Regions from separate parts of the Homo sapiens genome. Here region 1 is linked to region 2. A link is a contact called in ENCODE Hi-C data. All regions are on one chromosome and are shown on one strand. Each heading gives the region's core, a stretch centred on a gene start or an enhancer-like site at or near the end of the contact. The rest is flanking DNA. Distances are from core to core; before and after follow the strand shown.

What was found. A loop is a pair of places that touch in the nucleus more often than their neighbours do. Pooled maps may share reads with other maps.
Region 1: a pooled map shows a loop between it and region 2 (6-fold over the local background). The contact joins the promoter of NEUROG1 here to the promoter of EPIST in region 2. A Hi-C loop is called at or near these places in 1 of 168 maps with a recorded cell type or tissue (naive thymus-derived CD4-positive, alpha-beta T cell), 7 of 37 single-sample maps with no recorded cell type and 10 of 50 pooled maps.

What each region holds. Positions count from the first base shown.
Region 1 is chr5:135,532,845-135,537,589 of GRCh38, reverse strand. NEUROG1 (neurogenin 1) reads left to right here and starts at 1,626. Exons shown (of 1, transcript NM_006161.3): 1 at 1,626-3,308. The coding sequence starts at 1,900. The coding sequence ends at 2,613. RefSeq lists an enhancer at 1,124-1,639 and a silencer at 1,757-2,051.
Region 2 is chr5:135,038,643-135,043,625 of GRCh38, reverse strand. It overlaps EPIST (esophagus epithelial intergenic associated transcript), which reads left to right and starts at 3,579. Exons shown (of 2, transcript NR_105050.1): 1 at 3,579-4,025; 2 at 4,405-4,795. All of the region lies in intron 1 of PITX1-AS1 (PITX1 antisense RNA 1), which reads right to left.

The DNA.
Region 1 (4,745 bases), core at 377-2,876, 500 kb before region 2:
ATCTCGAGCCCTTATATATGACTGTGTCCTAGCCTTCCACTGAGATCAGGGGTACCTGCAGGGTGCAGTCGGGGAAGGGGACAGCTGGGCAGAGTCCCCTGAGCCAGAAGGCAAGCGCTGGTCAGTGAGTCGAGGTGGGAACTGCCACTACACAGCCCCCTTTCTCAAAGGGGCCAATCCCCCCCCAACCCAAAGAGTCAGCTAGGCTCCCATGGCAGCAGGCCAGGCATCCGGCCTGAGGCTACCACTTGGATATCAGGTGGGGGGCAGGCACTTTGCTGAAAGCTGCTCATTTTGTTTTTAATACCCTCATCCTATAATCGAGTGCTGTTCCTTACTATTTATCCTCCAAGTACAAAGTTGGGTGATGTCTGGGCCCCTGTGGCTCCTGGGTGAGTGTAGGTGACAAGAGAAAAGTAACTCCTGACATGCAGAGGGAAGACCTGCTGGAATAGGCGAGTTTAAGACACCGAAGGCGGGAGGGGGTTTGGAGGAAAGGGGTTCCACTGTCACCTGCTGCCCTCCAGGGGCCAGCTCTCTCTCGGGCCAGGGGAGCTGGATCCCCTGGCTGGCTCACCCTGAAGAGGGCCACAGAGGCTGCAAGCAGGGCTCCAAGAGACGGTGTGCAACGGATTTCTCCGGGCATGGGGCAGGCAAGGTTTCAGGAACGCCAAAGAAAAGGAAATTCTCATATTAATAATTATATTCTCATATTATTATTTATATAAATTCTCATATTATTAATTCTTATTAAGAATCTTGAGGTGACTTGTGGGCAGAGGTGCGGAGGAGGGTGGAGAAGGGAAGGGAAAGAAGGGAAGGGTGAGACCAAGACTCAAGGCAACCTGGGAAATCACCCGATCCTCTTTTCCACTCTCCTCTTCGCACTCCCCAGATGAAGGTCAGATTCTTTCCCGTTTCTTCATCAGCCTGAACGGAGCAGCGACACTTATCCTTGCCCTGCGCCCTGTGCCTCTGGCATGGCCACTCTCCAGTCTATTTGAAAATGATTTTCACCCTGTTCAGCGGATGCTGCACATTTAGTGTTCCACAAACATTATATCTGATCATCCTCCACAGGGTAAACTTTTGTCTCATCTTACAGGTGGGGAAAGCAATGCTCAGGGAAGTTAAATTACTCGTCCAAAGTCACGCGACCACTAAGCAGCTGGAGAGGGGATGCGAACCCAAACTCCAAGTACCCTCCAGGTTTCCGCAACTCACTGGGCGGCTCACACTTTCGCGCTCGCGCCCCGCCTCCCCGTCCCACCCCAGCGAGGGGCGCCCAGCCCGCCCCAAGAGGAGCGTGCCTCGGCCGCTAATCGCCCGCCGACCCCGCCTCTGTTTCACTGCCTGGAGACGCCCTGGCCAGCTTAGCCCGAGCCGACTCCCGGGGCCGCGCGACGCCGCCGATTGGCCGGCGGTAATTACGGGCACACTCCGGGTTGGGGGAGGGGCGATGGCGGCCTCCCGCGAGCATAAATTATGCAAATACCCGGGCGCTGCACGGGGATGACCTGCCGCCTCGCTCCATTCACCCGGGCTGCCGCGGGGGCGGAGGTGGCAAGGGAGGGGGGCGCCCATTGTTGCGCCGGGTACTTAAGGGGTCCTGAGGCCAGTCGTGTGCCACACTCGGTGCTCACACGAGCTGATCTGATCGCCGGCGACATCACTCAGGAGACCGGCCGGGCGCGTGGCCCCTGCAGGCGAGGCGAGGAGGCCAGGCCAAGTTCTCCGTGCGCCCCTGCACCCTTCCAGGCTCTCGCACCCGCAACTGGCACAGAGTAACAACCCCAGGCTGTTGGGAACGTAAGTGCGCCCTGGCGGCTCTGCCCTCAGTCCGGGCTGCAGCGCTCTGAGCGCCTTTCTATCTGTCCGTCGGTCCTGCACAGCGCAACGATGCCAGCCCGCCTTGAGACCTGCATCTCCGACCTCGACTGCGCCAGCAGCAGCGGCAGTGACCTATCCGGCTTCCTCACCGACGAGGAAGACTGTGCCAGACTCCAACAGGCAGCCTCCGCTTCGGGGCCGCCCGCGCCGGCCCGCAGGGGCGCGCCCAATATCTCCCGGGCGTCTGAGGTTCCAGGGGCACAGGACGACGAGCAGGAGAGGCGGCGGCGCCGCGGCCGGACGCGGGTCCGCTCCGAGGCGCTGCTGCACTCGCTGCGCAGGAGCCGGCGCGTCAAGGCCAACGATCGCGAGCGCAACCGCATGCACAACTTGAACGCGGCCCTGGACGCACTGCGCAGCGTGCTGCCCTCGTTCCCCGACGACACCAAGCTCACCAAAATCGAGACGCTGCGCTTCGCCTACAACTACATCTGGGCTCTGGCCGAGACACTGCGCCTGGCGGATCAAGGGCTGCCCGGAGGCGGTGCCCGGGAGCGCCTCCTGCCGCCGCAGTGCGTCCCCTGCCTGCCCGGTCCCCCAAGCCCCGCCAGCGACGCGGAGTCCTGGGGCTCAGGTGCCGCCGCCGCCTCCCCGCTCTCTGACCCCAGTAGCCCAGCCGCCTCCGAAGACTTCACCTACCGCCCCGGCGACCCTGTTTTCTCCTTCCCAAGCCTGCCCAAAGACTTGCTCCACACAACGCCCTGTTTCATTCCTTACCACTAGGCCCTTTGTAGACACTGTTACTTTCCCCCTCCCCTAGTCAGCAGGCAATAGATGGGGCCCCAGCTGCCGCCTCGGGACCCCCTCTCCAGGCGGAGGGAGGAAGCGGGAGCTTTAAAGCAGTCGGGGATACCTGAGCCGCTTGTTAGGTCGCCGCACCCTCGCGGCGGATGTCTCTTGGTCTGTTTCTCCGGCCCTCAGCCCAGCGCCCCTCCTGCCCGCCCCTAGACGGCCTTTCCTTTTGCACTTTCTGAACTCCACAAAACCTCCTTTGTGACTGGCTCAGAACTGACCCCAGCCACCACTTCAGTGTGATTTAGAAAAGGGACAGATCAGCCCCTGAAGACGAGGTGAAAAGTCAATTTTACAATTTGTAGAACTCTAATGAAGAAAAACGAGCATGAAAATTCGGTTTGAGCCGGCTGACAATACAATGAAAAGGCTTAAAAAGCAGAGACAAGGAGTGGGCTTCATGCATTATGGATCCCGACCCCCACCACTGCAGACTCGCTCTAGGAAGAACTGGAGACTCTTGCTTAGCTATTCAGGCACAGGGCTGGAGAGTACTTTAATTTATTCAAGATGCTTCATTCATATGAAAATGTATTTTTGTACATAAAGAGTTTATTCTATTATGAGCTATCAAAGTTTACATTTTTGTACTGCAGACGCTTCATGTAAATAAAAACTAAAAATAAGTCGCCAAGTTTCTTGCCTAATATTAGTGTCTCTGGGGCTTTTCTTGCTTTTCCCTGCTGGCTCAACCACTAAAGTGAAACACTATCCCACTCACCTCCAAAGCCTCTGTTCCTGTTTCAAAAACAATTAAAAAATAAAACGCACCTGATTTCCACCAAGAAATGGATAAAGACAGACTAGGGCATTTGGGATCTATCATTCCTTTCACCTTGTAAACACAAGGGAGATCTTTCAGGCTCCCCATAAGCCAATTAAGACTTTTTAGTAGGGAATTAGCCCCGGATCCGCAGCTACCTGTTGAGGTAGGGGCAGTGGGAGAGTCTTTCTTTTGAGGAACTCCACATCAGCTGGCTCTGTGTTTCAAAGAGAGGGGATTAAAAAGATCAATACAGTGTGACCACTGGTTAGGAAGTCCCAGTGACAGGTGGGCCTAGGCTAGGCAAGCAGAAGGGTCCACTCTTATAACAGCCTATTTAGAGGGGGAAATTAATTTGTAAACAATGCCTCCAAATTGTTGTCCATTGAGGCCGAGTTCACCCTGGCTGTGAGGTGTGGGATGAATCATGCTGGTGTGGTGTCCTGAGTGGGGTGTGTAGCTGCCTAAGATTGTGAGCTAGGGTGCCTGCATTCTTCTCAACCCCCATCCCCCCAACACACACACACACACACACTTAACACCCGCTCCGGCCCATAGTGGTGGGGAAGGGGGGGCACACAGAGGGAGGGCTCGGGTGCAGGGCTTGCTCAGCCAGGCCTCAGGGGCAATAGCTAAAGCTTTCATTTGATGCCAGAGAAATCAGCTGCCCAAACTCAGTGGGGATTTTTCTGGCTGCAGTGTGTTTGTCTGTTGTCTGACAATTAGCTAACAGCATCAGCTAGTAGCAGTTTTTGTTTTAAAATTTTAGAATGTGAGTAATTACAAGAGGTAGTTCCTAAAATGCTTTTACTATTTCCTCAGCTCACAAGTTACCCCACATTGTTAAGACCAGATCTCAGCCAGGAATGGTGGCTCATGTCTGTAATCCCAGCACTTTGGGAGGCCCAGGTATGTGGATCACTTGAGCTCAGGAGTTCAAGACTACTGTGGACAACATGCAAAAGTTAGTCAGCATGGTGGTGTGCACCTGTGGTCCCAGCTACCCAGTAGGCTGAGGAGGGAGGATCACCTGAGCCCAGGGAGGTAGAGGCTGCAGTGAGCCCTGATGGCACCACTGCATTCCAACCTGGATGACAGAGTAAGACCCTGTGTCAAAAAAAAAAAAAAAAAAAAAAATCTTTTTTTTCCCCACTGGATTCTTCTTTTCATGAATATAGTGATTTGGTGGCAAGGGTACAGAGGAAGATGGGAATGGGTTCAGGAAAATGTGTCCTGAACACAAAGCTGGTACAGTGAATGATATTTATAGAGAAAATATATTTGTTTAGGAGGCACATAG
Region 2 (4,983 bases), core at 2,330-4,829:
AAACGGTTACAGCCAACTCCTCCATGTGTCACTCAAGACCCTTCAACAGCAGGCTGCAGATTTCCTCTCCAGCACTGTGCTCCAACTGTGTAATGGATTTCTGTGTCTGCCTCCTTGACTCAACCCAAATGAACAAGAGCCATCTATCTCTGTATCTCTGCAATCACAGGCACAAAATAGGTGCTCTCTACATTTTTTCCAACCTGAGAGGCCATTCTAGAAGGGTCTCAGGCCACGGTTCTGTCCAGTATTCCATGCAGATGCTGACAGGACTGCAATTAAAAAAATACTTGAGATGCCCAAATGCCCAAATAGCTTCTCATTTTGCTTTGACTACCAATAATTGCACAGTGCAATAGAATAATGCTCAAATACATTAACATCTTACTTGATCCTAGGGGGTCCTCTCTACTTTTAAAGCCTCAAACTTCCTCCCTCTCACAGGTGAAAAGGGGAGTACAAATACATTCCCTCCCTTGCTCTGCGGATCCATTCCTACAGGTAGTCAAGACTCTGAGCTTCCCCTCTGACTTTCTGGCAGTGCTTCACCTCTCCCCACAGATGAGTGCAGGAACAATTCTAACAGACTTCAGACTCTTCCAACAGAGCCAATCCCTCCCCATCACGTTGGAGTGGACTTGCTACCCACACCATCAACAGGCCCCTGAGAAACTTCACAGGGCAGGGGCTTCTTTGGTAAAACCAACCCTTTCCTTCCACCAGCTCAGAGAAGTTGTTCCAGATAGATGCCAGGATTCTTGGAGGAGCATGGTGATTCTGGGGTGGAGCCTCTGACCCTGGCCAACCAAAGGCCTGAGCCACTCTTCCCCCACAAAGTGATTGGCGCAGGAGTGGGCATGTAAGCTGGACCCAGCCAATCAGCATAACCAAATCCCTTGCCCACCCTGGGGAGGGTCCTATAGTTGTTGCCAAGAGAGGCTCACCCCTGTTCTCAAGAAGCTTACAACTGGTAGGGGCAACAGGTTTTAATCTATCATTACACAAATATTTAATTTCAATACTGTTGCAATAAGAGCTATGAAGGAAAAGAACACTCCCCCTACTTTTACTTGGTGTTAAGATTTGAAGAAGAAAAAAAAAAAACACTGCCTGAAGGATTGTTATGGCCTTCTATATAATAGTGGCTGCAGACATTTGCCCATTATGTTCAGCATGAACCCATGTGACAAATTCATCAAAGCGTTTTGCACTAGGGAGAAAAATTTGTATTAGAGGAAGCACAGCAGTTTGGACTGAAAGACAAAGAAAATTCAGCCAATTCTGCTGATCTTTTTTGATGGGGCACCTGGAAGCTGAAAGCTAAAGTGGTACTCAGGAACAGGGACTGCTACTTCTGTTCCTGGTGAATCCTGCCCCAAACCTCCTCTCTCTCTGATTCCTGATTCCACTGTGCCAGTGGGAATATATGCTCCCCAAGATGTCAAAACTAAAGGGAAATTGCAAAAAATATATACATATATTTTTAGAGAGAAAATAAGATTATAAAAAATGTGTTTTGTACCCCCCAAGTTTCACTAAGAACTTCCTGACTTCCAGGCCCTGGTTGTGCCCCACGCACCAGCCTGCCCAGCTTTCCTGGACCAAACTTCCTAGCACCTAAGCAGGGGATGAGGGCAGATAAACTAAATCAGAAAAGGGATCTGTTCCTCCTAGACTCAACCAACATGACCACCGTGGGGAAAGAAGAAACAAAAACAAGAGCAAACTCTCTTAAAGAGCAGCCTGGCAGCTATCACCATTAGCATTCAGCCCCTCTGTCCACAGGACTCAGGACCAAACCCCTCACCTTCACTATCCCATCCGTTTCCCAAGAAGCAGAAATACTTATTCTCACATTTCACAGATGGGGAAGCTGAGGCTAGGAGAGGTTATGTTATTTGCCAAAGCCACACAACTAGTAAAAGCCACTGACAAGATTCTGGCTCAGGCCATCAGGTGCCAGAGGCAGCATTTTTTGGCACCACAGGCCCTGCCTGGGAACAAGAGCATGCAGAAAATCTCACAAGAGATGGGAACAAAATTTGGAAAATTGCTAGCGTGCAGGGAGGGGGGAAGGTGTGATTTCCTGCTACAGACGCCAGAGTAAAAGCCACCCCAGGAGTGCCTGTGCAGCCCTCCATAGTAAGGTCCAGCGGCTGCATTTATGCCCAAAGATGCCCCTGGTGCTTGGAGTGGAAGGAAGATTCCAGAGACAAGATTAGAAACTTCTCAGCTTAGCAGCTCTAGGGCTGGACCCGCCAACAAGCCATTTTACACATAAAGCAGTCAATGGGAGGGGGTAGACGTAGGGGGCTAAACTCCCCACAGCACAGGGTCCAAGTTGGTAGACTGCACTTTCTCCAGGCGCAGGTCCGCTAGTGCCGGCATCGGGGACTCGTTATCTTAACTTGCGACCCTGGGTGCACAGAGCCCTGCACACACCACTGGAGAGGGGTTCCTGCTGTCGAGGGTTGAGAGGAGGGTATGGAGTCCCTGGAACAGCACGACAGGGTGCAGAGGCCACCTGGCAGGGCCTGAACACCGAGGCCTCTGTGAGCTTGGGTCGGGCCGGCTTCCCGCTTCGGAGGTTGGGGAGGGGGTCGTGGGTCTCTGCGTTCCCAGGCCAAGCGGCCCTGGAGGCACGGACTAGCAGGACGCCGAGGTGGCGCGGGTCGCGGCCTCTCCCGCAGCAGCTGTCGGCGAGAACCAGGCAGGGAGGCGCCGCTGCTGACTGCATCTCATGAAAGATTCAGGCCCGGCTGCCGCGCTGCCATCTCCCGGCACCTTGCGCCGGAAACGGTCGCTCTGGAGCCCGTGGCCGTCGGCGGGCAGGCTTAGCCGCTCCAGTCCCTGAGAAAGGCAGGCCACAGCCCGACCTGCCCTGTGGTCCCATCCCATAATCCCAACAGCAAGCAGGCTCAGGCTGGGCACTTCGGGGTACCAGGAGTAGGTTCGGCCAACTGGTTTCCACCATGAGGCTTCGCGCACAGGGTTATCTGGCCACGAGGCAACGCTGGGGAGCCCTGTGGCCTGAGGGTGGGCAAAGGACAGGCTCCCAGTTCCCTTGCGTCCAGCCCGTCTCCCAGCGGCAGCCAGCCAGGAACGGCCTGCGGGGCCACAGGGGTGGAGGCGTCACCGTTCGCAGGCCCGCAGCAGGATGGTCGCTGGGGGATGTGCAGGCATAGGGGTTGGACAAGGGGCCCCAGAAGTGTCTGTCCTGAGGGGTTGGTGTGCCCTTTCCTCACCAGCCCAGCCCCTGAGGAGAGGGAAGAAGGCAATTCCCCCAACCAGGGCAGGTCGGGCGGTTGCCCCACCCTAACACCCCCTACCCCCAAACACAGAAAACCTGGGGTCTGTCCTCAAACCTCCCTGGCTGCCACGCTCTGGGCAGCGGACTCTCCCTGCCAACACGCAAGACCAGCTCCCTCCCGCAGGCTGAGCAGAAAGAAGAAAGGTCCAATCTCAAAACCCCAAACTCGACCACCAGCCCCCGTCTAAACGGAAGTAGGGCCAGCCCCTCACGAGTCAGGTGGGAAACTGGGCCCAGGGAGAGAAAGTGCCCCAGGGCCAGGCTGGGACCCGCTCTGGCTTCGTCCGCATGCGGCAGGGCCCCTCCACGGAGGTCCCAGGGCGCGCTCCCCGGCCTCGAGGCCCGGCCGCCAGCCGCGCGGACCCCAGCCTACGCCCCGAGGGAGGCCAGGACCCCTAGCCGGCGGGACTGCGCGCCGCCCCTCTCCCCGCAGGTCCCGGCGAACACCTAGCTTCCCCTCCCCCCACCCTTCCCGCCTCCCGGCCAGTGTCCCCGCCTTCCCCGCGGGCGACGGGCGGCGGCGGCGGGAGGAGCGGGCCGAGCCGAGGAAGCCCCGGCCTCGCGCGCTGGGATGTAGCGAACCAGCAGGGGCCGAAGAACCGTGCAGTGCCAGAGCCAGAGCTGGATCCGGGGCCCCAGCCGGAGCCGAAACCTGAGCCAGAGTCCGCGGCGGGCGAGCCCGGAGCCCACGAGCCGCAGACGCAGCGCTGCCCAGGTGGGGTAAGAGACGCTGGGCTAGGGGCGCAGGGTCTCCGCGGTGGAGGGGCGCAGGGAGGTGGCGGCCGAGTCCTGCGCAGTTTGCTCCTGGCGTGTGTGGGTCCACCCGGCGGCGCGGGACAGCGCAAGGCGCGGAAGGTCAGGAGCCTTCGAGGCAGCGCGAGGAGCTCGTTCCTGCGCCCAGGGCACAGTCATAGCCGCCGTCACCGGGTGCTACCTCACCCAACCGGCGGGATCAACCCTCTGCTTTGGCTCCGGGCACCTCAAGAGGGTAGCAGCCTCGGGGGCACGGGCCACGGCCCCGCGAAGGGCACAACCTGAGAAGCCCGTGGCAGCCCCTCGCAGCGTCGGGTGACACAGGGCTCCCCCACCCCCAGGAGAAGTGGGCAGGAGAGAGGGCCGCCCGCTGCTCCCCGCTGCGTCCAGGGATGGAGGGCCCCACCACCCATGGAATTGCTGGCCCCTCTGCGTGGCCCGGGACTTCAGCCGTGGCTTCGCGTCAAGAGGGTATTTTTCCTAAACGAAACCGCTTCGTTCGTTCGTTCGTTCGTTCGTTCGGGCAGCAATGCCGCAGAAAAGCAGCAGACGTCGGTCCGCGCCCTGGCTCTCTTCGCCCCGGACCCCGACGTCCCGCCGCAGCGCTCGGAGGTGCCCCCAGCCCAAGGCAGCCTGCTCTCGCCGGCACAGGTCGGGCTTTTTCTTCCCAGGAGAGAAACCCCAATTCCCTTCGTAACGTCCAATAAAGACATTCCCGCGGCTTCTCCCAGGTTTGGTTGTTGACGCAGGGTCCCGGAGCACGCAGTCGCTTCTCAAGAACCGGGTCTCGGATTTCTGAAATTGACCAGCTTCGTAAATTGGAGCCTATTCTCCCGCGGCAAAGGCAGGGCCCCAAAGCCGGGATCGCAGTAATGGGAACCCCAGGCTGGAATCCGGGTCCCAAGCTTTTCCGATTTAGG